Regions from separate parts of the Mus musculus genome. Here region 2 is linked to region 1. The links are chromatin loops, found by intact Hi-C in ENCODE. Cell type or tissue: heart. All regions are shown on one strand. Links, peaks and the distances in the headings refer to the core of each region. The heading gives the core; the rest is flanking DNA. Region 1 overlaps Egf (epidermal growth factor). Region 2 holds the start of Hadh (hydroxyacyl-Coenzyme A dehydrogenase).

Evidence for each region. A loop is a pair of places that touch in the nucleus more often than their neighbours do. Peaks named below come from ENCODE experiments on the same cell type or tissue, not always from the same donor. Only the 100,000 strongest peaks of a DNase experiment are listed, where the experiment ranks them.
Region 2: a loop joins it to region 1, with 4 times the contacts of the local background. A loop is called at or near these places in 2 of 42 quality-filtered maps.

What each region holds. Positions count from the first base shown.
Region 1 is chr3:129,721,325-129,737,702 of GRCm38, reverse strand. It overlaps Egf (epidermal growth factor), which reads left to right. Exons shown (of 24, transcript NM_010113.4): 3 at 127-308; 4 at 722-946; 5 at 1,699-1,901; 6 at 12,463-12,588; 7 at 14,311-14,433. Among named protein-coding and RNA genes, the nearest start is that of 6330410L21Rik, 24 kb to the left of the region's middle. In heart, for the core only: a CTCF peak has its summit at 7,074 (motif pointing right); no DNase peak of the experiment used is centred there.
Region 2 is chr3:131,262,555-131,278,932 of GRCm38, reverse strand. Hadh (hydroxyacyl-Coenzyme A dehydrogenase) reads left to right here and starts at 6,832. Exons shown (of 8, transcript NM_008212.4): 1 at 6,832-7,057. The coding sequence starts at 6,926. In heart, for the core only: a CTCF peak has its summit at 7,495; DNase peaks (open chromatin) are centred at 6,842 and 7,542; H3K4me3 peaks cover 2,419 bases; H3K27ac peaks cover 2,021 bases.

The DNA of each region.
Region 1 (16,378 bases), core at 2,992-10,991:
CATTTAAAAGATGCAGAGAACACATTAAAATGGCAAATACTAAGATGACAGACTTTCAACGTGTGATGAAGTAGCAATTTCATTGTGAATTGGAAATATTCTTAATGTTTAAATTTGGTTTTGCAGAAAGTGTGCAATGTAGAGAGGAAGGTGTCTGGGCTGGCCATAGACTGGATAGATGATGAAGTTCTCTGGGTAGACCAACAGAACGGAGTCATCACCGTAACAGATATGACAGGGAAAAATTCCCGAGTTCTTCTAAGTTCCTTAAAACATCCGTCAAATATAGCAGTGGATCCAATAGAGAGGTAAAAAATCTGTTTTGTTTTGTTTTGTTTTGTTTTGTTTTGTTTTGTTTTAAAGGAGATTGAAATGAGCTTCAAATCTCACCAAGATTAGTACATTGTGTTACTTGACAGGACTCCTGAGTGAGATGCAGGTCTTCTTTGACAACACACAGGCACCATTCCCCCCCAAAACAAGTGGCTGGATTGGGAGACACTAGGTGTTCTCCCTGCCTGATGTTCTTCTATAAAAGCTTGGTTATCCTTCACACTTGAAATCCCACGGCATTTCCAGTAGGAGATACATACACACAATTGAATTCCCATTCAAAGCAGTCAGACTCCCCTGGGCAGACACCAGAGGTGGGAGCCCCGAGAGCCCCCACTTCAGTGGCTGTTCATTCAGTTGTGGTTGTGTGTGATATGTTCATCTCCAGGTTGATGTTTTGGTCTTCAGAGGTGACCGGCAGCCTTCACAGAGCACACCTCAAAGGTGTTGATGTAAAAACACTGCTGGAGACAGGGGGAATATCGGTGCTGACTCTGGATGTCCTGGACAAACGGCTCTTCTGGGTTCAGGACAGTGGCGAAGGAAGCCACGCTTACATTCATTCCTGTGATTATGAGGGTGGCTCCGTCCGTCTTATCAGGCATCAAGCACGGTAGGTTTTGCTTTTGCTATGCAGCAAAGGAGCATTTGAAGCTAGAGTGACAAATTAACTTGACTCTTGTCAACTTACGGGGTGTGCTTGCTTACACACAGTCACCAGGTGAGTGACTTTGGATTTGGTCCTTAATGGTTCCTGTTTTAGGTTTTCTTTAATGGGGTTCTGGCAACAGTCCCCGTTTGTTGGTGTCTTTGTAACGATTAGAGGGACATACACAAATAATACTTGGGGACATACGCAAATAATACTTAGCAACGTGTGTAGCCTAGGATAAGCTCCCACCGGTTGATCATCTTTGTCCTTCTCCTTCACTTCCCAATTTATTTGGGAAGCACTGTCTCTCGTGAGACTTGCTCTGGAGCCAGCTTGTGGAGAAAGCGAAACCTAGCCTGGTGTGAAGCTATCAAATCCAGCACTCCACTCACAGCCGATTCCAGGTTTCATCTCCGTTTTCATCACACTCCAGTGACAGAGGAACAGGTCAAGTGGAAGTAAACATTTTATCCTAGTAGTTCTGGATACAATGACATAAGTCAGATTTTTAAACGGAATATGTTTTCCTAAACCAAAGAGAGAAATAAAGGCAAAGTAACAAACAAACAAAAAACAAGAAAACAAACAAAAAAGTAACAAACAAACAAAAGAAAATTCAAGTGGGGGATTCGGCTTTAAAAATACAAGTAATACGTATCCTGTTATTTAACCCTCCCCCACTCCACCCCCTTTTTCTCTCTGGTTGTTTTTAGGCACAGTTTGTCTTCAATGGCCTTTTTTGGTGATCGGATCTTCTACTCAGTGTTGAAAAGCAAGGCGATTTGGATAGCCAACAAACACACGGGGAAGGACACGGTCAGGATTAACCTCCATCCATCCTTTGTGACACCTGGAAAACTGATGGTAGTACACCCTCGTGCACAGCCCAGGACAGAGGACGCTGCTAAGGATCCTGGTGAGTCACTAGGTACCTGCACATATTCACTTCTTATGAACTGGCTCAAGCACGACCAGGAAGTGTGGTGTGTAGGAGGGGATTTTTTTTTTCAACCTCCATCAGCTCTTAGCTAAAATGTAGTCCTGTAATAAGGCAGATTAAAGAGAGAAAAACACATTTATTAGCATTTGCCTTCATCTATATGAGGGAGACGTACAGGATTCCTAAGGAAATTAAAGCTGGGCAGTGACTAGATTTAGACAATGATTCATTTATTTGGCTAACATTTACTACTTAAGATTTGCTTTCTTCTGAATAAGCATTGTATGCGTGGTAGTTAAAACCCAAATAATAAAACAAAATAAGATGGTTTGCCATGATGTGCTTGCATGTTCTGTATTAAGAGATGGGAAACAGAGTTTTTAAAAAGAGCAGGTAGAGAGACCTAGTAACACCTTGTAATGAGTTCAAGGAAAGACACACTGAGAGCAAAGATGGGGTGTGAGGTGCTATTTGATCGGTTGATGGAAAAAGACCCATCTGAGCACGTGGCCGCTTAGAGAACATCTTCAAGGACGAGTTTTTAGAGAAGTGACGTGACAGAAAACCTCCTTTGAGTCCCCACTGGTGGCCTCCGTGGGTAGGAAAATCAGTGGTGGGCAAAGAGTGAAAATACGTCGCTACTAGTGAAGGGCTCTGATTTTTAACCACTGATCTCAGTTCATAAAGCAGAGGTCGGAGAAAGGAATTATTTGGGAGCTATAGTGAGTGGTGCACTGAATGGCAACAACCTGGCAGTGACTTCGTAAAATAAAAACTGGCCCCCAGGGGAAGGATGTGAACCCCCACACTCAGATTCTTCCCCGGGGAAAGCCGGCTCATGGCCTTTGGCTGTAGCTCACTGATGATATGCAGGAAACCCAGTGTTGAGGAGGTGTTCGTTAGTCTCAGTGGTTTCAGCTAACTGTTCTCATTTACTACGTAACAGCTATGGATGTCGGCCATCGCCGCCATCTTCTTCCGTGTTCCATGGAGCCTTTCTACCTTCCAGTGTGCTTCCATGTATGTTACTGTCCTGGCCCATCACGTAGCACTGTGAGACACGACACTTGGAATAATTGTATTTATGTCCTAGCTCATGTGTTGAAGACCTGGAGTGGCTTTTCCATGACTAGACGGCTAGTCAATGCCTACTGGCCTTTTCTCAGCTCTTAGCTCGAGAGATAATGGATTTGGGGGGAACTCCTGCTCAGTACTTCAGATTATATTCTCTCTACCGTAAGCAAAGCCTCTCTCCAGAATCCCTGATTCTTGTCCAGCTTTTTTGATAAGGATTCAAGTAAGGTCACTGAAAGCATGAACTTCAGGAGAAAAAAATTAGAATTTACTGAGGGCAGCCTCAAACCACATGACTGGAAAGCCAAGGCCAGTGCAAAACCAGCAAAACCTGGTTCTGGGGTGCTGCTGGCACTGGGAGTTAGCTCCCGTCTTTGACGTAGGTGTGACCTTCATTCATACTCCGTGTGCAAGGCACCTTTGGATTTCAAGAGCATTGCCACATTGGCCATCATTAACATGTTTAAACTGTTTTAAATGCATTAGAAAGCAAGAATTTTTCATCTGGGACATGGGAAGACCAACACACTTATTGATTTTATGTGTTAGAGGAAACATATGAAATATATCATTGTTTCCTCTAGGGAAAAAATAACCATATTTATCAGGTCCTCAGTGTGCCAGATACCTTTTAACTGTAAAGACACACGTCTCTGGAGACTGCTGGGTTCCGTTTTCAGGTTTGTCTGTAATTAGAGCTTCCCTGAGAGTGGTCAGTACCAGCTGGGTTTAGAAGGCATTTGGTTGTGAAGCTACTTCAGTGAGAAAAAAAAATTAAGTAACCTGGCTGGTGTCATTTTTTAATGAAACACAAGTACTTGATGCAAAGAAAGGGGCTCATGAACTTATTTCTTCTTGACAATGGCTAAGCCGTTCCTTATCAAGGATGCGCTATAAGATTCTAGTTCTGTGGAATCTAATGAACTATTTGTATGTGAGCTCTGGAAAGATCCTTCCGAGGTCAAATAACTGAGACGCAGGGGTCAACAAGTTGTTTAAGCAGGCTGAGTTTCCCTGAGTGGGATGGTACATACGGTTAGATGTACTAAGGACCAATGAGCTTGGAGCAGTTTCCCACTAGATTTCTTATGTATCAGTCCATGACTTCAATTTGTCCTTTCTAGTGCACACCCAATTTTGAGCTCTTAGACACATCTTAAGCTGCGAAGATGTTTTGTAAAGGAAAGATGCAGAGAGGATAGAGTCAAACCACTTGGGACTTACCCATAACATCCCAAAGGGAGCAACCCTGTGAAGACTCTATCTGACCCTGGCAGAGATGCCACTCACGGAAGCAAAGCCAATTTAGCTCTTCGGGGAAGATTGGTGTGCTGATCTATGCGCATGCATCCTTCGTTCCTTCGCTAAGACAGGCTGACTTTACTTGCAGACGCTTCATGCTACTGCCTTCTCATTCTGGGTAGGAGGTGGAGAAGCCTGCAGCTTCTGATGAGCTGGCTGGAGAGTTTCTGAGCTCTTTCCTCACTTGCTCTGTGCATCCTCCAAGGACATCATAGACAGCGGATGCAGGAAATCTTCACTGAGGCTGTCATTTCCACCTTCTTAGCATCCTCCCTGGATGTCTTTGCTCCAAAGGAAACAATGGACCTGTGAACTTTGACCTAGTCTCTCTAGCTCAGTGAAAGGGATCAGTACTTATCCCATCTCTCAGACTAGAAATCCAGGCGTTGCCCCTTCCTCCCTGTTTAATGCCCCAACCTCCAGATTCTAACAACTCCTCACCTGTAAGCAAACCTCCTTGTGCTCCCTCCCAGAGCTCCCCCTCCCCCACTGCTCCCTAGGAAGTTAGATACCCTACCTCCATTTCCTAGGCTGCAGGGACCAACAGCCTCCACAGGTGAGAATCTGACCTTGTCCCATCTTAGTTAAAACCTTTGACAGCTTTCAGCAATGAATGCACAGTCTCCTCACTGGCCCCTCTGTGCATTTCATGGCTTTGTACGTCACGGGGGTCTGTGTTTCATTTTGTACCATGGTGTCTTCCATTCCCTGTCCCAGATAGCCTCAGAGGTTTGACATTCTTCCCAAGAAGGGCTTCCTTTCTGCCAGGCTAGTCAGCACACTCCAGAACCAAACTCTACCCTCCCCTCCCCTCCCCCCCTCCTCTCCTCTCTTCCCTTCCACTCGCTCCCCTTTTCTTCCTTGGCCCTCTTCTTATCCTCCAAGAAACAGCTCCACACCACTGCCTTCGAGAACACCTTTCCTGACCAACTTAGTGGTTGCACCCCAGAGTTCTGAGAACATATTTGCAGAGAGTGTGTTCTTGGAGAAGTTCTCCAATCACATGGCACCCAGCATGCTTAGCTGTCACTGCCAGTCTCTCTAAACTTCCTTAGCAATGGAGACAGGGAATACAGCTCTCCACTCTACTCCAAAGCCAAGAGGATTTTAACTAGTGATGGAAAAAACAAATGTGGACGCTGCCCCACCCCGACTCCACCCTTGGCGTGCTCCCCCCTAAATTAGAAGGAACCAGTTTGCAAGATAGGTGATATCTCAGAACACTGCCTTTGTGTCTAAGAGCAGCAGGCCTACTCATTGACTGTCCCCAGAGTTTTCTACTTGGGGCCTTTCCCTAGATTATGTCGTCTAACTTCGTGATAACTTTATGGACAAGGGTGGGCTTTGAGTTCTGTTTTAGAAACTAAAAACACATCTCGGGTGCTTTCCAGTGTGGTGGGGTTGGGATTGGAACTCAGGGTGATTGACGCGGGTGATTGACGCTATGCATCTCCCCCCCTGACCACATGGACTCTCACTCCATTGGTCATTTATGTCATAGCACAGATTTCTGTGAACTGTTTTGGGAAAACCTGTCATCTACCCATTTACTCCTCCTGCTGGTTAAAGAGACCACGGAGTTCACACTTCCCCTTTCAGGCACTTTAAACACAGAAAAGCCTTCCCATGCCCTACCCACTCTGAGCTCCTTCTAGCTGATTCCAAACAAAGACTTTAACTCACATTTGTGTCAGCCCAGGTAAGTTGGTCTCTCCCTGCTGCCCTGATCTTATAGGATTACACTAAACCCAGTGTGGGAACGTCTATGTGCACACTGTCAGTGGTGTATTAATGAACTTCTATGTGCACACTGTCAATGGTGCATTAATGAACTTCTATGTGCACACTGTCAGTGGTGTATTAATGAACTTCTATGTGCACATTATCAGTGGTGTACTAATGAAATTCTATGTGCACATTCTCAATGATGTATTAATGAACTTCCTTGTGCACATCATTAATGGTGCATTAATGAACTTCTATGTGCACACTATCAATGGAGTATTAATGAACTTCTGTGTGCACACTATTTATGGTGTGTTAATGGTGAACTTCTAAAGACTTTATGTTTTGACTGCTTACAGGCGTTATTTAGCAAAGGGTCTAATTTTATTATTGTTCTTCTTCTTTCTTCTGTTTTCCTTAGATGTAGATCTGAGGTTTAAGATTATGAGTCTCAAAAGCATATTCATTGGCCAGTAGGGGAACCAGTCTTCCAAATGGTGTGAAAGATTTGACAATGACTTCATGCACAAAACACCACTGACTTTCTTTAATTCTGTAAGCTACTACTTGTAGACATTTAAAATAAAATATGGATTGTTCAGTCACTCATAGCTACTGTCACATCTTAACAAGTGTCACAGATCCATGCCACTGGCGAGAAAGCCCTGGCTCAAGCAAAGCCAGCCTCACAGTACAGGACTCTCCTGTTGCCAAGTGGCTGCCATTTGAAATGCCTTTTTAAATACTTGAAGATGCTCTTTATGTCTTTATGGCTCCTTGTTTGCTGTGAGGGCTCATACATTGCTTTTTCCCGCATGCCTGCTGATGGGGTCTCAGATTATTTAACCTGTAGCTTTTCCTTGTCCTGTGTTTGTTCGAGAAAACAATTCATTTGTCCTGGATCGCTGTCCACTTTCTGAATTTTCCACACCTTTGGTGTTGCTTAACATGTTTGTCTCCCTTGTCGTTCTCAGAATTGGAGCATTGGCCCCAGAAGCCTAAGAGCCAGTATTTTTTTAGGAACACTTCCTGGATAAGCCTGCAGGCGGCACTGCACCCCTCCGATTGTACCAATTGACAGACACACAGGGGCCAGCTCCCGGTCAGGTTTTGGCTAACCAGCAGGTCAGAAGTTGCCAGCTCGGTCTACCATCTATAAACTTCCCTTCTGCCCTTTGCACAATGGCTTTAGACGCTGCTGATTAGTGCCTATGTCACTAACATCATTTTTTTTTTTTAATTAAGAGCTCAGAGTGAAGCCATCCCCTCTATCACTATCTACCATTTATCTGCTTGAATTCCTATACACAGAGGAATCTTTCCATATCAAATATAGCGTTGCTCCAAGGAGCTAGTATAGGAAATGAAAATTCGAAACTTGATGCTCTCCCAGACGTGCATGTTTGAAGAAGAAAGAGTTTGTTTCCCAGAACCACCCAAAGCATCTTTTATGGCTTTTCCTTTCTAAGTGATTGGCATGCTTCTATCGGTTGTGACTAGCCTCTTGATACTTGCCCTGCAGTATCTCTCACCAGAGGAGCTCATCTGAGGCTTGTCTGCATAGGAAAGATGAACACTAGGTTCCTCTTTCTGGGGTGATGCTGCCGCTGAAGGCCTGGGATGCAAGGCCACTGTGCGACTGGGGACACAGGGGACAGGGGAGCAGGCTCATGCACACCTCAGTTTCCCCACCTTCACTGTATGGGATGGCCAGGCTTGTCAGTAATGGGCATAAAATAAGAAAGGGAGGGTGTCATAAATGCTAGTTCTCCCAGCTGCTCACAGGAACTAGTACACACCAGCAAATGCTCCATTCATCCTCGGCCCCAAAACACCTATTTTTCAACTCCTTCAAAGCCACTGGTTGCTTTCCATTCTAATTCTTAAAAGGAATCCAGAAGGATAAAAATAGCAAGTAGCCAAATCCTGTTCGGGTGATTGCTTTTTGTTTTGTTTTGTTTTTAAACCACAGTTTAAAATTCCAGTAGCACAAAACGGCAAGTCTTTATTTTGTATGTGTGTGTCTGTGTGTGTATTCACAGAGAACCCCCTTGCCCATTCCCCAAATCTATACTACATACTTTGCAGAACCTTTGAGGAGGCTCAGGCAGTTATTTATGAGAACTTACACGTAAGAAAGGCAATAAGCAAGTGAATCAAAATGTGATCGTAGGTTTTACAGAGGTTAACACACTGTAACATTCTAAGTACGTATGTACACAGGCACACAGGCGTGCATGAGCGCACACACAGAGTCCATATATAAAAAGCACTCAGAAGGTGTGAGATTGAGTCACAATTCTACACTTATTTGATCCTTGACAAAATTCTTAATCTATAAAATACTATTTGTTGTAAACATTCTGAGGGTTTGTTCTAAACATTAAGTATCATAATTTAATTTATAAAAATGGTACTCTTAATTTTTATTGATATGTGCTAAATATTTAGGGACTGCCAAATACTTAGTTGTAAGAATCATTGGGGTTGGGTGGTGGTGGCTACACAGAGAAACCCTCCTTCCAAAAACTAAAAAAAAAAAAAAAAAAAAAAAAGCCTCATTTGGGGTAAATGGACTGAACAAAGAGAAGAAAAGTTTTCTCGATGGGGTGAATGTTACACGGAATTCAGAATTTAAGATACAAACAGAGCATGAAGCACATAGGGTGGGGGGCACAAGGCTAGGGAATCCCATGGGCCAGGAACAATGTGACTTACTAAACTGGAGAACAGCTCACCTCGGCCTGTGTGCTTGGCAGGTATCTAGTAGTTGCTGAAGGCTGTGGACATTAAACTCCACCATTGGGAGCTTCCGTTGATCTGGAGGGTAGTAAGCCCTCTGACGGGCTGCGAGGGGTGTTACCTGAGGACAGCAGCGGCATTTTGAGTGTTAGCTTTGGCTGATTTGGAAGCTAAAGAATGGCAGCTTAAGGAGATTAGCAAAAATACAGCTCTCAGCCCTGTGTTGGGCGGCTTCCTGCAATGACTTTTCAGGTGTTTAACATCTGAATTCATGTTGCACGATCAGCACAGTCACAGAACAGTGATCATTTTCCCCGCCTGTGTTCAGCATCGGGGAGTGGATTATATTAATACTGAATATCATTGGAAACCACCAGCAGTGGGCAGAGGAGAGCTATCAGGTTCTCAGTTTTATCAGTAAGGTTGAGTGGGAATTCAAGGACCAACCAAACAGGGGTGCAAGTACAATGACCACCTGCTGGACACACACTGTGAAAGGCATTACTCTAGGTTCTATTGAAACAGTAAATATGAATAGAGTGTATGACTTACTCCCAGACGCTTATCAATTATAAACAGGTAGCTAAGATAAATTTTAATGTGTGTGTGTATGTGTATGTAACTGTAACGATGGTGATGATGGTCCAGATGATGGTCCAATAGAATAGAAATTAAAAGTATGATAGACAATAGGGAACTAGAATAAAATCCAGCATGCCTCTTCTACCCGACAGAGCAATGTTTTCTTTTTCTTCTTTTTTTTTTTGCAATGTTTTCTTCATCAATCAGTTTGATTTTTTTATTACCATATATTAAGCAGTCATTAAGTTTGACGTCTTTGAGGTTTAAATGTAGAGGAATTACTATAAACAATTCTTTGTAAAATCATATCTTTTTCTAAAAGAAGAGCTGGGTGTTGTGGTTCACACCAATCATCCCAACACTCAAGAGACAAAGCATGAGGACGGAACATTTGAGGCCAGGTTGGATTATCGAGCAAGACCCTGTTTGGGAAGGGGGGAAATGACCTGGGGGTGTAGTTCAGTGGTAGAGCGCGTGTCTAGTGTTACAAAGCCCTGAGTCTGATCCTTGCCATTCCAGAAATAGATTTAAAATAGAGAGATCGGTGTGTCAGAGAGTATCTATTTCAATGATTCTATTTCATGGATTGGAATCGAAGGTCAAAGATATGAAGTGATTTGTTGTAAAAGACAGAAACAGAACTTGGTTTTCATGGTTCTTAATCCTATAATTATCTACCACGCTGGACTTGAAAAGATGTTTATAAGGAGTTATTTATAGGGAGCATTGTCTTCTTTCTACCTTAGGGAAGTGGTGGCGTTTTGGTGCCATTAAGAGGCCGATGCAGACTCCTCTGGACTATAGTGTTCACTTGTAAAGTTACAAAACTTACACATGCTTTATGCTTTGATTTTTTTAAAGTTGGAATGACTATATTTTGTTGCCAATAACTATACATTTCTAATTTTCTTCCTTCACTTTTATTAGAGGCCTTTTATTTTTAACTTTGCTTGACAGTTAATTTCCTCCTCCTCCTCCTCTTCTTCTTCCTCCTCCTCTTCCTCCTCCTCACAATCCTCCTCCTTCTCCCCCTCTCTCTTTCCTTTTGACAAGGACTTGTACCCCAGACTGGTTTTAAACTTACTACATAGCTGAAGATGAACTGCAACTATTCTCCTTCTGCCTCTGCCTTCTGGGTACAGATTATAAGCGTATACTGCTGTGTGCTGTGCCCAGTGTTGTGCTGTGCTGGGGATTAAGCCCAGGGCTTTCTGCAAGTTAGGCAAGAACGCCACCAGCGATCTACACCCTCAGCCCCCTAATTTTGCTTGTATCCTAATTTTTGAAAGCTTAAGTGAAGCACAGAAATATGAATAATATGTGTGTATAACTGACATAAAACCACAGAGAATAAACAAAATTTTAGAATTAATCTCCAAAATAGCACCCACTGCAACTCAACATATCCAATAAGTGTTGTTGAAATTGTATTGCTTGTTGGCAAGATTGTGCATTTAATTATTTGAAAGAATAAATTAGAAATATTTAAGAATATAAGACAGATTAGTTAAAAGTAGTTACCTGCAACTGACATGTGGTACACTAGGCTAGAGTTTCTAAAAGTATATTTTGAATACTGTGGCATCAGAATCCCTCTAGATTCTGTAATAGGTAGACACCTGGGGTTCCCTTTTCTATGTGTCTTTGAATAAAGATGTATGAATGCACAGGAGGTCACTGGCTTAGGCTGAGTGCAAACCTGCCCTAGATCCTGGACAGACCCAACTGTAAATGATGTTCCACGTGACCGATTGTTTATCTAACCTGAGCAATCAGGAGAGAGACCAGAGATAGCCAAGTCCCCCACAGTTCAATTTCCCCAGCAGTCGCGCTGTTTTAACTCCGACAAGGGGAGTCCCTGATGCCACCCAAGCTGTTCTTCACATTGCCATTTCCCCCTTCCACTAAGGCCAGTTGTTGGGCCTCCCGCAGCACAGTACCTCTGGAGGCTTAGATTCACTGCTGCTCGATTTATGGATTGATAATAAAAGACGAAGAAGTCATTTAGCTAAATTCATTCAAATTTGATCTTTTGACAATGCCGAATTTTTTTTTTTTTTTGAAAGATAGGGTCTCGCTAGACACACTCTTATCTTTGCTTCCGACTCCAGCGTGCTGGGGTTAAAGGTCCATGTCTCCACACCCACCCCCAATCTTCAGTCTTTACCTTCATCTCTTCCCAGGTCTCTAGCATTCTGGAAAAAAAAATTCACTCACCCATAGGCTTACTTCTGTACTTCTAAAGCACTTTACAGAAGTTCTGAAGCTCTTTACAAAGGGTCTACGATTAAAATTGGTCAAATGTTGGAGGGAGCAAGATGGACAAAGTTCTTGTTAACCTTTTGAAAAGGTTGCATGATACCGTTGTTCATTCTTGACATTTGGGTCTGAAAAGTCAAATTACCATACAAGCCACGATTCATCACAGTGAATTTAACCTAAGCCTCAGTTTATGGGTAATAAGCACACGTAACAGTAGTACTCAGTTAAACGTGACTTAACCCAACTCTGGCTAATTTGCCCCAAGCATCCGGTTCAGTGAGTATACTTTACACTTCCCCTGGGATATGTCATGACACATTGGATGCCAGCAGCAGTAAAATGCAATATTCAGAAGTGAGGCATATGCCAATAGTATGAAGTATGAAACCTGCTTCTTTAAATAATGACCATAAAACCAGTCAAGTATCAGACCTGAGGTGTATTTCAGTCAAGAAAAACACATTGTTAGGTTTGAGGTTTTTAAACTCTTAAAGATATAGTATGCATAGTTTTAATATATAAATGTAAAGCAAAATGAAGGCTCTGATAAGCTATGCTCATTTTGCAAACTAAATACCATCTCCAGCTAATTAGGATGCCCTGCCCTGCCCCTGAGCGACAGCAGGAGCCTTACGATTAGGCAAATAAGAGGCTTGACCACTATTGGGTGGGAGGGAGGGAGATCCTGATTGGAGCAGAGCGAGGCTGTAGCGGCACCGCTGTGACGTCACTGCGAGGTTAGCCCCACCCCCAGCTCCGCTGTAATCAGTGAGTTCTCTCATGGCCCTCTGTCAAAAAAAAAACAAACCGCATTTCCATTTGCTCTGAAGTAAACACTCTTCTGTTTTAGACCCCGAACTTCTCAAACAGAGGGGAAGACCATGCCGCTTCGGTCTCTGTGAGCGAGACCCCAAGTCCCACTCGAGCGCATGCGCTGAGGGCTACACGTTAAGCCGAGACCGGAAGTACTGCGAAGGTAATGTGCGCATGCGCCAGAAGCTGTCCTTTTGACAAGTGGCAGGAGGTCCGCTAGAGAAGTGCGTGTGTCTGTCTGTGGCCTGTATTGTGGGGGCTGGGGGGTGTCCAGGGCCTCCAAGAAGAACAGACTTCAATCTTCTCCCTCCTTTGCTCGCTCCCTCCCTCCCTTCCTTCTTTCCCCAGAAGAGAACTTTTTCTTCTGTTTTAATTTCTATTATACTCTCGAGTTTTGTTTTTGTTTTGTAGACTTTTGTTGCTAGATGCAAACCATTAGGCAGTTGCTGAGGGGCTGATAACAGGCCAAGATTTTCTTTAGTTTTTTTAAAAGATTTATTATTTTTTTTATATTGTTTGTACGAGAGCCTGCATGCATGTTTGTGCATCACGTGCATGCCTGGTGCCCGTGGAGCCTAGAAGAGAGCATGGAATCCCCTGGACTTGTAATTAAGAATGTGAGCCACACAATGTGGATACTCACACAGTGTGGGTACTAGGAACCGAACTCAGGTCCTCTGTAAGAGCAGCAATTGCTTTTTAACCTCTGAGCCATCTCTTCAACTGAGCCATTGGTTTCTGGGTTTCTGAGTGGGCAGTCAACACCTCTCTCTCTCTCCCTTCCTCCCTCCTTCCCTTCTCCCTCTTTCCCCCTCCCCCTCCCTCTCTTCCCCTTCTCTCTTTTATTTTGACTGTGCAAAATATCAGGATGAGCAATTTCTTTTCTTAAATTTTCACCAGATTTGAGAGTATTCCATACTTATCTAACCACACATGAGATCTAGAGAGAACCCCAGGAAACGGAATCCAGCTTATCTAGACCTCCTCCTGTTTGGAAATTCCTGGTCCACTGTAATCAGCTCTGGAGCCCTGGAGAAGTAACTTGCTTTTTAGAAGGCGCAGTGGTATACACATTCAACAGTCCCTTGCTTATGCCCAGTCAGCTGATGCTGAGGAAGCAGAGGACTGAAGCCTGACATGTCAGTCAGAGCAGAGTTGTTGAGAAGTGTCCCTCCTGAGGAGGGGAAAGACCAAAAGCAAAACAGGAAATATCCTAAAGTGGCTAAAATATTCTAACCCCAGCTTCAATGGTAGGACTGCAGTTCAAGGGCAGCCTGGGCTTCCTAGTGAGTTCAAGCCAGCTGTGGAGGCATAGGGAGACCCTTTCTCCAACAGAGAAGGGGGAGAGAGACAGGTAGCTCAGTGACAGATGATAGAGTGCTTGCTTAACACACATAAGACCCTCAGATCAATTCTCAGAGTCACAAAAAGGAGTTCCTAGCTTTCTAGAGGATTTCATCTTAACTTTTTTTTTTTAAGATTTATTTTATGTATGTGTCAGGCACACCAGAAGAGGGCATCAGATCCCATTAGAGATGGTTGTGAGCCACCATGTGGTTTCTGGGAATTGAACTCAGGCCTTTGGAGGAACAGTTAGTGTTCTTAAACTGCTGAGCCATCTCTCCAGTCCCTGTCTTAACTTTTTAGCAAAGGATAAATCCTGTCTAAAACTGTGAGAAAGTGGTCTCTAGGTAACTCTGGGCTGATAGAAAGGACTCCTGTGAGCACTGAACTGATTTCTGTCGCCCTCTCTGAGGGTTGGAGAGAGAACCCTCCCATGGCGATCTGCAGTGGAAGCAAGCATGAGATGCCCTACTGTGTGTCAGTTCGGGATCTCACAATTCATTTTCAAGGGTACTCATGGGTGGCTGTTGTCCTTGTGCAGATGTCAATGAATGTGCCACTCAGAATCACGGCTGTACTCTTGGGTGTGAAAACACCCCTGGATCCTATCACTGCACATGCCCCACAGGATTTGTTCTGCTTCCTGATGGGAAACAATGTCACGGTAAGCCGCAGCAAGTCAGTACTGCGTTCTTTTATTTTCACTAATGTCCCTAAAGTGGCTATGATCTGAGTGGGTGGTCTTCGGTTAGCAGTGTGCATCAAACTTAACTGGGGGTTATATTTCACTTTGCTTTATAATACAGCTAGTTGAAGCTGGACATTGTGGTATGAGTTGTCGTTCCAGCACTCTGAAGGTAGAGGTAGGAGAATCCCAAGGTCAAGACCAGCTTGGGCTACAGAGAAGAACTTTGTCTTAAAAACCAACAACCACATGTATAACTAGGTTCTATTACAAGCCTATTGAAAAAAAAGAAGAGAAAAACTTCAGGGCAAGGGAAATAAAATTATATAAACAATTAAACACATATATTTCTATTTTAATCTATATGAGCTAATATTTCACTGTGTATCTTTAAAAGGGAGGCATATAATAGCCAGTGGTGATATATTATTACACCTCAAAAGGAACTATCACCCCCTAGTGTAATATCTGTCAGTTTTTAGGTACAATCACAATGTTACTGTTATACCCCTAACATTGACAGTAATTCTTAAAAGCGTCAAATATCAATTTTTTCTATTATGCAACTCTATAAAAAAAAACTAACAAAAACCAAAGCCTTCAAGTGTACATAGCCTGTGCTGCAGAGGGTGTGACTAGTTTACATCATCTTTTAAAAAGTCCTGGGGGCTGGAGAGATGGCTCAGCGGTTAAGAGCACCTAACTGCTCTTCTGAAGGTCATGAGTTCAAATTCCATCAACCACATGATGGCTCACAATCATCCGTAATGAGATCTGATGCCCTTTTCTGGGGTGTCTGAAGACAGCTACAGTGAACTTACATATAATAAATAAATAAATGTAAAAAAAAGTCCTATACATAACGGATTTGTTTGAATAATGTGTTTTAACTTGATACTCCTGTCTCTCATAGACTCTTCTTATCCCTAAATAGTGTTAATTAAGTTAACTATTTTTATTTGCTCCAGAGCTGCTTGCTTTGTGGGTTTTGTCAATTACATTTTCTAAATGTCCCTTCAATGTTCTGTGAACTTGCAGTTATAACTATGGACTGGATTAGATTCGGCATTGATGTTTCTTGGCCAGAGTACATTATAAATGTATTTGTACTTCCACCAAGATATAGATATGCCCTGTTGTTCCTCTGTATTGTGAGATTAGCTAGTGTCCATTTGTCTGATACAGCACTCACCAGTGACATTTTAATATTTCCTAGATCTATTATTTCACCAATAGTTTTGAAGTAATACTCCGGTCCTTCCATTTCTTTCTAATTATTAATTAGAAAGCTTTTATGAAGGAAATTTTATCTCATTAACTGCCTGCTTTCCCAAGAGAGAATTCTTACAGTATAAGGCAAACCAAATATGAAACTTTGTATTTAAAGGATATAATTTGCTAGTGAATTAGTTGTTTCTAGTTTGGGGAGGCATCAATGTTAGAGTGTACTTTAAAAAGAGGGGGAAAAAAGAATATTGTGAATTCCTGTGGATCCCCCCACCACCAGTGCAAATTTAGGATTGTGTAGTCAGATATCCTTTAGTCTTGGTTTGTAATTCACTCTTAGCATGACTGATGAACAGACCCGTGTTTGAAATCATGCTACTATGTGTGATAGAGATACAGATGATAGAGACTAGGTGTGTCTGTATATCATCTGGGTTTATGAAACCAGACTCATCGAAATTGACGGATAATAAATAACGAACTGTATGGAAATTACTTATCATCATTGCACATATGAGACTTGCTTCTAACCCATTAGTGAATGCCCTAAAACACTGGGTACAAATGGGTTGAGTATAAGCCCCGTCGTATGCCAACGAGAACACATACAGTTTTATTTCATTCTCAAGGCTTCTGGAACTTTTATGATAGATGTTCTAAATTTGTGTTCAAACTTGCTGGGGTTAATTTTTATGCA
Region 2 (16,378 bases), core at 3,633-11,632, 1.5 Mb before region 1:
TCAACACTCCCTTGTGTTCACGTCTGTTTGTCACCCAGCCAACTCCTTGCCCACCTGAATACCAGGACCCTAATTACCCTCGGGTTGAGGGACCCACTGAGTCCAGTCCACAACACTGTTCTAACATGTATCATGCTCTCGTTCCACATATATGATGCTCTCCACATGTATAACACTCTCCACATGAGTAACACTCTCCACATATATAACAATCTCCACGTGCACGATGCTCTCCACATATGTAATGCCCATTGCTATCTGCCCATTCCCCACTGAGAAGCGAGGGCACTTCCTAAGGAGTATGGGGTTATGAGAAGCATGGGCCCTTGCCTTGGAGTAGGCTCAGCTCCGGGTCTGACTTGTATTAGGTAAGCTTGTAAGTGGCTTTACCACTCAAAACCCTGGCTTCCTCACCCTTAGAGGATAACATGAAAGCCCCGAGAACTGCCCTGGTGACCAAACAGCTCTAGAACCTGAGCCTTGAAAACACACACATTCCAATTCCAACACTTTCTGTCCAATCCCGGCTACGTTTCTTTATCTGGGCTTCAGTTTCCCTGTGTATTAAAGAAGGCTACTGCCCAGACCCTTTGTTCTCCAGGTTGGGAGCAGCTGGATGGGTTCCCCGGGAGGAGGTGTCCCCGCTGCACGTGGAGGGGAAAGGATTGTCCCCAGGCTTCTGACCCTCAGTTCTCACCTTTAGAGTTCCCTGAGCCCCACCGCCCCACTTGGGCAGCTCCGTGCGGGCTTTCCCGCCTCTCTTTCTACATCGTGGCCTCTCGGGTCTCCAGGAAGAGGAAGGGTAAAGACTGACACCAGGGGTTAGAGAGACCACGTCTACTTCCAGGCGCTCTTATTTGGGCCTGAACCCACAGCGCCTGACGCAGGTCGCAGAGGACATCCTCAGACCTTGGGCGCATGGTCCCGGCACAACCTTTCTTCGTGAGGACCCCAGAGCCCTAGAAGGGAGAATGGGACATTGTATGTAGCGCCCAGGAGTCTGATTGCAAACGAACGCCCTCTCCACCCCACCCTAGGCGGCGCCACCCTTGTCGCCCCTCTGCTGCGTGTGACCCCAAGGGCTTGGGCGATTGTGTCTCCCTGAGTACAGTTAAAATTGTGTTCGGCTTAAAAAAAAAAAAAAAAAAAAAGAAGGCTACCTCGTGGGATTACCATAAATATTCCATAACTTAACTCACCCAAAACACCTAGAACAATGGCAAACATCCTGAACGGCTGAATGTGTGTTGGCTGCTTCCATGTGCAACCATTTAACACGAGCAAGTCAAGTGCCATCAAGATGGTGGAGAGGGAAAAGACTCTCGTTACCAAACCTAATGACCTGGGAGCCCACAGGATAGAAGGAGAAACCCATCTTCTGTAAGTTGCCGTGTGGCCTTCATGCGTGACTCGTGGTATGTAAGCACACACAAGATAAATGTTGAAGATCAAAAGTAAATAAAAGTTGCTCAGAAAGGTGACTCCCTTCGTCGCTCTTCTTCAGGAGGCTGAGCGAATGACTCGCTTTCAAAGCACAAAGGTTTGTCCACGGGAATCTAAGGAAAACAAATCCAGAGTTTCATTTGTAAAGATGTAGTGCATAGCTGTTCCCTCCTTGGGGGGAATGGGGGGTGGGGTGGGGGAGGAGTTTGCACTGCACCACCCTCCCCACTGGCCTACTTGGTAATTCTTTTCTTTTATCTTGACAAATGGTTTAGAGAAAGTCAGCTGAGAGCAGTCCACTGGCAACAGCTCAGAGGGCCCACCTATGAGCTATGAAACGGGAAAATCCTGATCTATAAATCCCACAGCCACGAGGGCACAGGTGAGATATGCGAAGGCTTCGAACCTTTAATCCAGACTGTACCAACCCTACCACGCACCACTGTATTTCCTGTAAATTCACCTTTAAGGTTTTGTTTTGTTTTGAATTAAACCACTTTGTTCCCAAGAGATCTTATGTTTTAGGTTTCCTAAACGTTAACTTGTGAGTTGGAGCCATTGTGCTTCTGGGTAGAGAGAAAGGTTTCCCAGGTGATTAAAGCGCAGCTGGCTTAGGGACAACAGCAGACAGGATAAGAAAACCTGCAATAAGAAACCTTCATAATCTGAAGTCAGCCGTGACCCTTTTCCTCCAAAAGCTCAAACTGATAAAATTATTTGTAAAAATAGCCCAAGTGTTATTCAAACGCTCGGCTCGGCTGTCATTTGGAGGATGGTCTCAGTGGGCTGTGTGAAAAGAGAACTCTGCTTTCTCAAACTTACCACATTTCTTAATTATGAAAATTAATTTATTTTCATGAAACCTTAGGCAAGGTCAACCATCATGGATTCTTCAGTAAGTGAACCTTCAGCTCGATGTTCTCTGGGTTTTGCTCTTGGAATCACAACTTTTTGTTTTCTGATGGTCTTAGGGTTTTACGGCAGTGAACAGACACCATGACCAGGCAATTCTTATAAAGGAAAACATTTAATTGGGGCTGCCTTACAGGTTCAGAGGTTCCCTCCATTATCATCAAGGTGGGAGCATGGCATCATCCAGGCAGGCATGGTGCAGGAGGAGCTGAGAGTTCTACATCTTCATCTGAAGGCTGCTAGTGGAAGACTTCCAGGCAGCTAGGATGAGGGTCTTAAGCCCATGCCCACAGTGACATAACAACTCCAACAAGGCCACACCTCCTAATAGTGCCACTCCTTGGGCCAAGCATATACACACCATCACACTGATATAGGAAAGCTAAAACCTATTCAACAAAACAAGAAAGACAGTATCATTCTCATTCATTCCCCCAAAGCCAGAGGTCATTCTCTTTCCATAAAGAAACAAACAAAAAATTACAACATACTCAATGAATTTGACCCCCTGATCAATGCTTTTGGCTGTTACCAAATCCTGCCCTTCTGTATATGTGCAGAGGGAAGGCTGTCGGCCCAGCTTTCTCTGCCTGGTCACCACCATCACCATGGGTCACAGGGTCTACTAGTGCCTGCTTTGATATTCTTAGAGCCCACTGGCTGCGGTGTCAAATATGCTGCTTTTGTGTATGGGGCATATGTGTGGGTATGGGGGCATATGTGTGGGTATGCCCATGCAATGTGTAAGCAGGCACATTCAAGAGTACACACGTGGGGGCCACGGGTTAATGCAGAATGGTTACCTCTTGCGCGCACCCGACTGGCCAGCAAGAATGACGCTGCAACAGGATCTTTCTGCACACGGTTATTGGGAGAGCTTGATTGCAGAGGCGAAGAGACCCCAAGCCCAGAACTGGTGCTGCTTATATAGGCCTAGGAGAGGCGTGTCTCACACCCGGATTGGTAATGCATGGGTTATGCTTACCACCTCATTTGCATGTCTCATGCCTGATTGGTTAATGTCTCTCTCATCTGATTGGTTAACTTGTCTCTCATCTGATTGGTTAACTTGTCTCTCATCTGACTGGTTAACTTGTCTCTCATCTGATTGGTTAATTCTCAAAACCTCATCTTGGCAAAAAAACTTTACTGCCTATGTATGCATGGTGGCCAGCGATAGCCAGTGCCACCCTGCAACGGCACATGTGGCTTCCCACAGTTACCCCTGCCACTCTATCCCTCTCTGCTTTCTTCAGGGATACAGTCTCTCACTGAAGCTGGAGCATACCGATTGGCTACACTGGCTGCCCACCAAGCCCCTGGGATTGTCCTTTCACTGCCTTCCCTGGGCTAGGATCAGAGGCACAAACTGTCAGAGCCAGATTTTTACATAGGTGCCTTTTTACATAGGTGCCAGGGATCTGACCTCAGGGTCTCCTTGCTCTCATAGCAAACAAACACTTACCCCCCAGCCACCTCCCCAGCCTCAAACCATGCTGCTCTGCCTTCTGTGTTCTAAGTACTACAGTTATCCATCTATGTGACCCACAGAGACTGCACTGTTATCTACCTATTGCTCTGTACCAGGCCCTTCCTTCAGTAAAGCAACCAGGACCCTGGCTCTGCAGCTGGCCTTCCCTGTGTTTTATTGGGGTGTTGGTTTTTTTTTTAAACAGAGTCTTGCCATGTAGCCCAGGCTGGCCTTGTACTCACAGTCCACCCGCCTCTTTTCTTTACACAGCACCCTTGTTTATCACAGATGGCCTTGGATTTGAGAGTCACTAGGGAGTACTACAGTAGTGTTTGTGGGTCCTCTTCAGATGCATACACTAAAACCCAATGTAGAAGTGTTTAGGGATGGGCCTTTGGGAGGTGATTGGGTGGGCTAGTGGCTTAAGAAAGAGCCCCAGATGGTTCTCTTTAGAGCAGTGGTTCTCAGCCTTCCTAATGCTGTGACCCTTTAATACAGTTCCTCGTGTTGTAGTGACCCCCTAACCATAAAATTATTTTATTGCTTTATAACTGTAGTTTTGCTGCGGTTATGAGTTGTAAGTATTTTTGGGAGAGGGAGGTTTGCCACAGGTTGAGAACACTGTTCTAGAAGGAGGGCTGTCAGGGTAATGTTCGTTATGAGATGTGACTTAATAGACTTGCTTACACAAGCGGGGCTGGAGTGTCCATCAGTGGTGCCTGCCACTGGACAGGCTGAGGCTGTCACAGCCACTCAGTCTGCGAGGCTGGTTGCATCAGCAGTCCCAGTCTGGCTGAAGGCCTGGAGGAGCCCTAGAGAGCCTGCACTTCATCCCATGTTGGAAGGCCTAAGTTAGGTGCTCATGTCAGGGAAGGATGACTGCAGCAGCTACAGCAGAATAGAGGAATTCTCCAGCAGGAGAAGAAGGCAGGCAGGCAGGAAGTCTATTTTTTCTCTCTCAGATCACTTTATATCTAGGGTGCACCCCACCCCCACTCTGTATAAGGTGCTGCCCACTCAGGGAGGACATCTTCTCCCCTCAGTTAACCTTTCTTGGAAATACCTCCATGGAGTCTTCCAGAGGTGGCTCTCTTAGTCGGCTACAGATTCATTCCATTTGACAATCAATATTCACCATCACACCCTTCAACCGTCTGCAGATACAAGGAACTATCCTTGAGCTAAAAGTGGGTCGACATCAGAAAATGAACCTGATGGCACCTTGACTTGGGTTTGCCTTGCTCCCAGGAGACATTTGGGGGTTTTGTTGTAGCAGCACAAGTGGATCAAGACCCATTTATCATTCTTTCCCAAGGAAAAGCAGAGATCTGAAAACGTACATTACCTTGGGTGTGAGGTACACATGAAATATTACAACAGAGATATCATTTGAGAATATATCATAGGGCTGGAGAGATGGCTCTGTGGTTAAGAGCGCTGACTGCTCTTTCAGAGGACCTGGGCTTGATTCTCAGCACCCACATGATGGCTCACAACCATCTCTAACTCCAAGCTCAGGAAACTGATGCCCTTCTCTGGCCTCCTCGGACGTACATCCATACAGTGCACAGATAATACACTGGTGAGAAGAAAGAAACAAGAAAGGATGAAGAAAGAAAAGAAGGAAGGAAGGAAGGAAGGAAGGAAGGAAGGAAGGAAGGAAGGGAGGGAGGGAGGGAGGGAGGGAGGGAGGGAGGGAGGAAGAAAGAAAGAGAGAAAGAGAGAAAGGGAGGAAGAAAGAAAGAAAGAGAAAATTATAGTATCACAGCACCAAACTTGGATTATACTTCATCTTTCCAAATGACAACTAAGAGTTGCAACCCTCTCATCAAGCCTCCTGGAAATGTGCTGTCCTCTCTCAGTGGCAACTCAGCCATAGGGGCCTCTCCTCTCTGTCTTGCATCTTTCCTCAGACTGCTGTACACATTCCTTCCTTCCTTCATAAACGTGTTCATTCTTCAAGCTGTTGGGTTTCTGTGGGTAGCCTTCTACCTCCGTTCCTAGTATCTTTTATTTTATTTTATTTTTGTGACTTGGCTGGAATGTAGCACTCAGTAGGCTTTGCTTATTTTGAAGAATTAAATATAAAAATAAGATTCAAAGGGTCAATGCAAAACATAGCCCCTGCTTCAAAGGGAGTGCAGGAGAGTCTCTTCCCAGCCACATGCAAGAGCCCGAGGCAGGGAACAGGCATGGAAACAATTCTGAAGGACAAGGTTCACTGCTGACAGAGTTACATAAACTTTTTATAGCTACAGAGCAAGAAGGTCATAAAGCCATCGGCTTACAGAACATTGCTGAAGACCCTGGGCAGGCAGGTTACAGTGGAACAAGTAATTCTTTTCCTAGGGTTTTATGCCGGTGTTTGTTTGTTTGTTTTTGTTGTTGTTGTTATTGTTGTTGTTGTTTTAACTGTTTTAGTTTGGGACGGATGGGAGCAAGTGGTCTGCTAGGCAACACATTGCTTAAGTTCGATGTAACCTAAGTTAGATACAGAGGTGGGTAACTAGAAACAGCCCGAGAGAACTTGGACTCGAGCTCTAACATTCAGACAGGAAGTTAGTTTTATTCTGCAGAATGTGAGACACAGATGAGACTTTTGCAGGGAGCTTCATTGCACACAGGATTAACTATCATTTCTTCCAGTGGGGTGAAAGGCGGATGGCTTTCCTCTGGACGGTGAGTTTGGGGGCACCAGATGAACGCTTAGAAGTAAAACCAGCAGTAATTCTGTTATCACTAGCACAGTACTAGGCAGAAAGTTGGCCAATAGCCAGGCTTTCCCTTCCTGTGTTCTCTATCCGGGGTTACCGTCCTCATTCTAAACACAATTCTCACGATCACAACTCCAGCCCACCAGATTGTGAAGGCAACTACAGGTTGTCTCTTGGTGGGTCCCTGCTTTGCCGGAGTCCATGCTGGCCTGAGTCCTGGCACCGCCCTCTGGGGGGGGGGGCGGGGTGGACCTGCAGCTTGTGCAGGAGGCGGGTGGGTGGGGCGTGTTCGAGGCCCCGCCCCCAACGTCGCCGACCCCGCCCACGACGCTCCGGGACCTCTCGCGCTGTCCCCACTGCTCCTCCTCGGCTGCTGCACTGAGCTATGGCGTTCGTGACCAGGCAATTCTTGCGCTCCATGTCCTCCTCTTCCTCTGCGTCGGCGGCCGCCAAGAAGATCCTGATCAAGCATGTGACCGTCATCGGCGGCGGGCTGATGGGCGCCGGCATCGCGCAGGTGAGCGGGCCTCGCGCCCCGGGTGTGGTGGAAATAGTTTGATGAAGTCCGAGAAGGTGCAGCATGCTTCAGTGTCCCAGAACTACAGCCTTCGGCCCGATCCTTACGTGCATGCTTCTCAACTAACTGCCGGGCCGGGGAAGGCTCGGTGGAGCGCGCTGGTGCACGCGTGCACACTGGAGCTGAACTGTGCACAGTTGTGCGTGCAAAGTTGCAGAGTGTTTGCTCACTGCCTGGATCTGACAGGAATCCGCTCGCCAAGACCTGGGCTGCGGTTTCTTTTAGTTTTCCTGATAAGTTTTTTCTTTGTTCTTTCTTTCTTTTTTTCTTTACAGTTCTTTGGGTGTTGGTCTGGGCACTTTTCTTTCCAAGTGTCCTGCCTCTCCCACAAGTTTCCTTCGTTGGCCTTCACTTTTGTAACAGTTTGGAAAGTCACCTAGTGGGAGTTTGTGGAGTTGCTGGGACTCCGCCCAGGCCTGGGCCAGGAAACTTTGACCTTTGACCCAGTGCCCGGTGCTGAAATCTGCGTGCTTGTCCAGCTCTGAACCTCAAGAGAGTGGGCGACAGAGATAAGCATAGTTTATGCTCTGAGACGTCTCTAATCTCTGATCGGCTTCTGTGGGACTTTGCCTGGTGCCAGCTGAGGCACAGTTCAAAATCAACTGTGCAGTTTGGCTACTGCGATGTCTGTAGTACCATTTTCTCTTAAGAGTTAACTTCCTACACACAGTAGAGAGCTCTGATCTTTTTCCATGAACTTGCTATTATATTCGTATCTTTTGAGGCCTTTGCAGTTTGAGTGTTGTGGCAGTGAAGGGCTTACCTAATTTTAATTAGGGAGGGTATTCGCAGGTCAGTGTCTTTTCCCAACCAAATGCACACTTGCATGCTTGCTATTTATTAGCCTTGACTGCACTTCCTTCCAAAGTCCATTAAATTAAACAACAAAAACCATACATGGCTATGCTGGAGAAAATATAGCTAGTCTGCTGTATCCCTCTGCACCACAAAAACTCAAGGCTGTGAGGAATGAGATTGGTTGTCCAGGTCCAAGAAAAACAATGTATCCCTTAAACAATGTTTAAGCAACATCTTATTAACAAGATAATAGGGTTCTCCTCCCCTCCCCCCAAACTGCTTTGGATTCGAAACTAATTAGAAAGCATCTAGCAGCTTTTGCACAAATGCAGGATGCTGTGTCTTGTGGATGCTGTGTCTATCCAAAGAAAGTGTGTTGAAGCACGGGAAGCACTTAGAATTAACTGGGTAAGGTGCTCGAACTTTGACCTGAGACGAGTGGATTAAAGTGATTGACAAGGATGGGCATCAGGGATTTGTGGATTAAATACTCGAGCAGCTGGATCAGGGAGTTCCTATGGAAATGTAAGCGGGGAGAGGAAAAGCTATGCAACTCCTAGCAGAACTTTTTGAATAAAAGTGTAACAAACACCCACCATCTAAATAGTGGGCATTCATAAGGAACAGCCATTCCTCTGGGTCACTTTAGGTGACCATTCTGATCCTGCAGGGGAAACTGCTTTCCTGATTAATAGCTCTACTATGTTCCAGTGGTTTAGATGGTCCATTTCTTATACTTGGCCTTGCAGCAAACAGTTCTAGTTAGTGCTGTCTCCTTCCTTCCTTCCTTCCTTCCTTCCTTCCTTCCTTCTTTCTTTCCTTTCTTTCCTTCCTTTCTTCTTTCCTTCCTCCCTCTTCCTTCCTTTCTTCCTTCCTTTCTTTCTTTCTTTTCTTTCTTTCTTTCTTTCTTTCTTTCTTTCTTTCTTTCTTTCTTTCTTCCTTCCTTTCTTAAAATTGGAACTCAGTTATAGTTGCAGACAGTTGTGAGCTGCCATGTGAGAACTGGGACTTGAACCCAGATCTTCTGGAAGAGGAGCCAATGCTCTTAACTGCTGAGTTATCTCTCCACCCATCATGCCGTCTCCTTTTTGAAAAAAAAATCCATAATGGACAGTTTTTGGTTCAGGGTAGTAAATCTTTTTTTTGCCTCTGGTACCAGGGATGAGTGATGAATTCATGTGCTGAGCGCAGGCAGTTGGGCGATCTGCATGTTGGTGAAACAGTAAAGCAGTTGCTTGGTCTCTGCAGTTTCTCTAGAGCAGAGGGTCTGTAGGAATATGGAAAAGCAATAAAGGAATTAACTGACACACACATAGCATATAGCTCCAAGAAGCCAGAAGTGTCATTGTGATCATTGGCACCATTGCTGCCATCTGTCCTCTTGTCCTTTTAGCCTCAGGCCCCTTTTGTTCCTGATCTCCATGTTGAGGCAGGAGCCTTGGGTTTAGGTAGGAAATATCTTGCTTAACCCTGACACAGATCCCAGCTGACAGACAGTGCAGTTTGCTCACGAGCTGCTGAGAAGGACAGCACCTTTTATTTAATTATTCCACCCAAGTGAAGCCATAAAAGTACAAACTCGAAGTAGCATCAGGGTTACCCTGCATCACACATTCAGCTGCCATTTCTTCTGAACTCTATGAAATGGTCTAAGTCAGTGGAGAGTCTGTTTGTAGTTTTAACTAATCGGCGTGTTCCATTTTGTGCTGAGTGGGATGGAAAGGGGTGTAAATACATTTTGTACGCACCCAATGCATTTTATCAAATAGTTAAGTAATTTTAGACAAATGAGGTCCAGGGTTAGTTACATTTAGCCAGAGTATAGGCCATTAGTGATTGTGTACCTTCTAAGAGTGTCTACATTGCCTGCCCTTTTTTGTTTGTTTTAAATTAAAAAAAAAACAAAAACCCAAACCAAACCTCTTAGCCTGCAGGTTAATGTTTAAGAGCAATGACTTGTTTTATGTGTTTGCCTGTGGCTCTCACTGCTGATTTCTCTTGAGGCAAAATGGCTTGTATCATTAAATGAACTTTGAGTGGAGACAGATCGCTTTTTGCTTTGTAGAGAGAGAAAGAGGAAGCTGCAAGCTGTGTGCTTCTCAGGTTGATAGAAGAGTTCTAAGCACGGCTTAGCCCACTGTCTTTGTAAGAATTGTCCAGAGCGCTCATACACTTCATTACATGACTTGTGTGCAGCCACTGGGCCAACCAGGAATAAGGTTTGAGAGACTTTCTGGCACAATGTGGTCTACATCTCACACTTTTGGGGGTGTGGAGAATATTTGAACTTGTGAAGATCAGGAGTAAGTTCATCTGACCAAAGCCACCAAACGTGTGTGGTTTGTGTGCCTGTGTGTATGTGTGTTTGAACATGTGTGTCCTTTTCAAAACGCAAAGGATGTGCTGGCTAGTCCCAGCTCTCTTACATGGAGATGGGAGGTGATGACAGCAGAGTCACCTAGAAGCTAGAAGACCAGCCAGCCTGGAGTATGTATCATGGCAGAAGCCACAAGAGAGACCCTGCCTCATGGTAGGAGAGAACCAACTCCCATACGTTATCCTTTGCTCTTCTCATGCACGTGTACACACACACACACACCTGTTCTAAATAGTGTCTATTTCTTTAGAGCTCTTTAAACTATTGAGATAGCTTCAGGTTCTAAGCTACAGGTGAACATTTGCTGCAGTCGTTCGTTCTTGGGCAATGCTCCGTGACTGGGGCAATGCTCCGTGACTGGATAGATGCTCGGAGAGACTGGAAAGCTGCTCTCCACCTTCTGAATTCAATCCCATCTCCTCTCACCGTCCTCACTTCTGAATTTCTTGGTGTTTAACGGAACAATAATCAGAGCTCTGTGAAGTTGTTGGCCTTATTAACTTCTGTTGTTACAATGAGTTAAAGTTTTCTTGAACAATAAATATAGACACTTAGAAGTCTTAGTATCACAGGAGACTGGGATAGTTCCGGGATCATCCGTGTTCCTTTGGAATGTTCCTTATGAAGGCCATGGCTTTATTCTCAGCTATTCTGTCCCTTTTTTCTTTTCTTCCTTCCTTCCCTCCCTTCTTCTCTCCTTCCTTTCTTCCCTCCCTCCCTCCCTCTCTCTTCCTCCCTCCCTCCCTCCCTCTCTCTTCCTCCCTCCCTCTCTCCCTAGTTCCCCTAGGTAGCTCTAGCTGGCATAGAACTCTCACCATATAGACCAGATCGGCTTTGAGGCAACAGAAATCCCCTTCCGTCTGCCTCTGAGAGCTGGGATTGAAGGCATACACTGTCACAGTCAGCGCACCAGTAGGTTTTTCTACTTAAGGCATGCCGTTCTTAAGTCCTCCCGGCTTTCCTGAGTTCCTTGGTTCTTTATAAGGTTATTCTCTATATAGATCAAAGCTCAGCCCTATGGCAGATCCACCTTCCGACCTGGAGTATATTTGGAAGTTCTGCCATTCCTACAGGGAGTAAGGGGTTGGGGCTGTCAGGTTTGTTTTTTCTTTGTGGTAATGGTATCCTACTTTAGCTGTCACTTGTCCCTTGCTTTGGTTTCTCATTTTCTCCTAATCATTTTCAGTCCTCCCTGCTGCTCTGCCTTAGGCACATACATATACCTGCCTCACTGCCAGCTCTGCTAGAACTCGGAGCTCATACTGCTGGTGTCTGGTGAGCGGTGTAAGTGTGAGAGAGCAGGCACTGGGGTCCCTGCAGGAGTGTGGTTTGTATTTTACATTATTTTATTATTTAGTGTACACACACACACACACACACACACACACACAGTATCACAGCAAACCCACGGATGTCAGAGGACAGTGCCTGCCTTTGAGTATTTGTGCTAAGACTGGGATGCAGTCAGAAGTCAGATGTGAGGATAATCATGACATTGGGAGTTTGTGGAAAGACTGGGATGTTGATGAAGTACAGCCCTCTGGTGCAGGGTCCCAAGAGGCACTGGCTAGAGATGTGCTGAGAGTGTGGAGAGACCAGGTATTGGGCCAGGTGATGCTAGTTTCTTGAATTTACCATGTAGGTTACCCTTCAGAGAACCTGATTCAGTATTATGATCCATTTGCAAAGATACACAAATCCAGCATACTACTTCTTGGCACAGTTGCTTGCTCCTTTGGCTCGAGTACTAGGGACTTTGACAAGTGTGCTATTCACTGGACCTATTTTTACAGCTCTGAAGCACCCTTGTCTAAAAATATTTCCCCTTTGGCTGAGCCTGCTTTCCACCAACCCCAAGAAAGTCTTAGAGCTGAGGACATAGCTCTGTGTGTGTGCATGTGTGTGTGTGTGTGTGTGTGTGTGTGTGTGTGTGTATGTGTCTGTGTGTTTTCCATATTGTTTGCCCTCAGTGTCTTACGGTGAGTGTTCAGGCCACTGTAATATAAAACAAGAGTTCTCAATGGCTTAAATAACCATCACTTAAAGGACCAAGGAAAGTCCAATGTTACAACATTGAATAATTTTGGAGGGAAACCAAAACAAACCCAGAATGGCCTCCACTCCTGCGTTTAACTCCAGATTTCCAGCTCCATCCTTTCCAGACAGTTAGGTGGGCCAGGCAGTGTCATTATGGAACTCAGAAAGCCCAAGTTGCTTTGTTGGCACCCAGATAGCAGCTTTCTTACATTTGTTTGTTTGTGTGTATATGTGTGTGTGTATGTGGTGGATGTGTGTGTGTGTGTATACACGTACATATGTTCATGTGCACTTGCCAGGGAATGCATACTGAGGTCATAAAAGAGCCGTGTAGGAGTCAATTCTCTCAGTTTACCACATGGGTCCTGGGTATTTGAACTCAGATTATCAGGTTTGGCAACAAGCTCCCTACCTGCTGAGCCATCATCATGCCTGCTGCCTGAAATGTTTTCTAAGTATCTCCTTATTAATGTAATTATTCTTGAACTATCAGGAGAAGCCTTAAGCTACCTCCAAAGGAAGATCTGGTGGCTTTATCAGTTTTTAATCCCGTAAGCATATACCCCCAAATGAAAATGCTGCTTATACAGTAGTACTGTTCTTAGGTTCTTCAGGAATTTCAGTGTTTTTTCCATAAAGGTATTATTTTTGCATTCCACCAACAATACATAAAAATCCTTTTCCACTTCCTTGCCTACACTTTTGTTGAATGTGATAACTATTATTCTGATTTTCATTTAGTATTTAGTAACTTCACGCGTACACACAATACGTTTTGGCCCTCTCCACCTCTGCGCCCTCTCCTGCTTTCGTAACCTCCAGTCTTTGAATATCTTACTGAATACACTCTGAGAGAGCTGTGTGTGTACACGTGGGTGTGAGGCTGAGCAGCAAGAGCCTGGGCAACTCACCAGGGACCATACTTCTGAAGAAAAAAAATGCCTCCCCCTTCCCCAGTGTCTAACACTTGTCAGAGGCTCCTCAGCCAGGGGTGTGGAGTCTCATTAGCTCACCACCCAACCATGCTGGAATATGTTCTGGCTTGATCTCGTGCAGGTAACCATAGCTGATAGGAACTCGTGAATGCTAGGCCCCGTCATTTCCAGAGGACAACATGACTCCTTGTCCTCCAGATTGCATATGCTTTCTTTCTCTCTCTTCTGCCATGTTCCCCAAGCCTTGTGTGTGTGTGTGTGTGTGTAGAGGGTCAGCACAGATGTTCTTTTTAGGGTTGATCACTTATTCTTAGCCCCCTGACTAGTCACCGGTCTGCATTAACTGTGGATGAAGCTTCTCTGACTAAGGTTGACAGCAGCGCCACTCCATGGGCATAAACATCACCTTTATAGGGGTGTTCACAACATGTCCGTTTAGCAGAATAGGTCTTTCCCACCTGCTGTGGGCTTTTGACCAAGTTTACTGTAGCAGGCATGAATTCTCTCTTGTAAGGTGGGTCTCAAATCAAATCAGAAAGCAGTTGCTTTCCCCTCCCCATAGCTATCCCACAGTTGCACGGAGGACATATCTTGCCAGGTGGGCTTTTCGTGTATCATGCAGGTCTACCCCTGGGGAAGTCTATTGACGACTTTTTCTTTCTCAGGAGGCTGCACAGTGCTTTCTGATCCTGTGAAAACTAGCCAACAGGGAGGAAGGTTTCAGGCCAGGCTCAGCCTGATCTCTCTCTGTCCTACAACCGAAGTATCGTTTGTCTTCAGTAAAATAGTGTCTTAGGATGGGCAACAAAGAGCAATGACAGTTTCTTCAGTGTTTGGGGATCCTCTATGGCCTCTCTGACCATAACTGGTAAGGCGATATCCCATTCCTGGCACTGGGTTTCATTTAGTGACCCACATCTTCTTGGAAGGGTAGGTATGGTCCACCATGTAGGACATACCTCTGATCATAATTCTTCTTTAAACCATTATTTTTTAATTAGGTTACAGAGTAGTGGGTTTCTATAAGGCTTTTTCATATGTCTTTCACTTTGTTCAACCTCTTTCCCATCTCTCCTCTCTCCATTCTCCTGCTTCCTATCCCATAAGTTCCCCTTCCCCAATACTTCCCCCACCTCCACCTTCATATCACACGGACTCTGTCCCCTGCCTTCCTTAAGGCCTCTTTCGCTCTCTTCTCTCATGAGCCCCTTCTGGGTTCCTGTGCTCTGTGGATACTCTAGATCAGACACACAAGTTTAAAACTTTGAATCTGCAGTGCATTGGCAGCGGCTATTCTAATGGATGGGACAGGTTAGGGATTTCCCAGTGTGCTCTCGGATGGACTTTAACATCCACACGTCTCCTAGTGGACTCAGCTGTCCTTTCTTCTCTGACCTTTGCTCTGTTTATCAGCGAATGTATGTTTTTCTATGGAGAAGGGGTTCATGGCTAGACACAATTTGAAAGGCACCGCTGTCAGCCACCATGCCAAGTGATCTGTAACTAATAACCTGAACAGTAAAAGGGTTGCTGACCTAACCTTACAATAGGGAAGAAACTACAATGTCTTAAGTCTCCTGTGTGATGGATGGAATTGCTGGGTCTGTATTCCCGTGTTCCAGACAGAAACAGACACCAGGGCTCCTTTGACACATTGACCGGCTAGACTAGCTAAACACAGTCCACTTGGAAATCACAGGCGTGGCGGTCAAAGGGCACAAAGACCAGGAGTTTCTCTTTAGGCAGCACTCAGTGCTTGTCCAGCTGTTTCTCCTTCACCAGCATCCCGGACACCAGCGGTGGAAAAACCATCCTCCGCCCGCCCACCGAAACAGATTGTGCTCTCAACTTGTTTCTCTCTTCTTACTGTTCTTTGCAAGCTATGATGTGATGCCTCACAATTCTAAAACATTTCCAAGGTTGCTGTAAAGGTTTCTAATAGCAAAAGGCAGTCATAGTTTCTGCCTTTCTTTCGCTCTCTCTTTCTTTTTCTTTAAGATTTGTTTCTTTATGTTGCTGTCTTCAGACACACCAGAAGAGGGCATCGGATCATATTACAGATGGTTGTGAGCCATCATGTGGTTGCTGGGAATTGAACTCAGGACCTCTGGAAGAGTAGTCAGTGCTCTTAACCACTGAGTCATCCCTCCAGCCCCAGTAACGGTTTCTTAAACATTCATTTCTAGAATAATACACAAATTGAGGCTTTTGTCACCCCAGTGTTGTTATTAGGAAGTGTCTCCCGTGTGCTGGGTGGCAGGTAAGATGTGGTTGTTGCCCAGGAGAAACCCATTGTCTGCTGAGGAAGAAATACAGGTGGGAATGACTAATCATAAGAAGGCTGCAGACTGCCTGCTCACTCTGTCCACAATGGGCTGACACAGATGGGAGCTTCAATAGCTTAGTGCTATTTTACCTTCTTTTTAAATTGTGTTGCTTGGGGCTAGAGAGATGGAGCCATGGCAAAGATGACTTCCTGCTCTTGCATAGGACCCAGAATTGGTTCCCAGCACCCACATCTTGTGGCTCATAACTAACTGTAATTCTAGCTCTCATATTATCTTTTTTTATTTATTTACTTTTTTTTTTTTAGCAGAGTTTCAGTTTATGAAGACATTGTAAACATAGATTTTAAGTTAAGGGTTGAGAGAGGCATCAAGGAAAGACACAGCTGCACAGAGAGCATGCCTATAACTCTCCAGGAAAAACCCTGTAGACGCTTAAAGGTAATAGACATATAGCATGTACTCTATTGATAAAGGAAAAGGGACATTAAAGTGTGTGTGTGTGTGTGTGACATATATGGAACTTACAATAGCAGGAAATTACAGTTGTCCCATGGATAAGGTTGTTCCCAGACTACCTTAGGGTTGTATTTGTAGTGACAGCGACTTCAGAACTTGAAGTAGACGATGGATGCAGTGACCCTCAGACAATCCCCAGAACATTACCTTGAATTCATGGTTGAAAATTATTGTTGACAAACCTCCCAAATTTTAATTTATCACTCATCATCCTCAGTGGAATTTCTCCTGACCTTGGCTATTTATTGACCAAATTTTGAAAGTTTTCACGGAAAAAAGAAAACAAAAACAAAAGAGCAAAACAAAACAA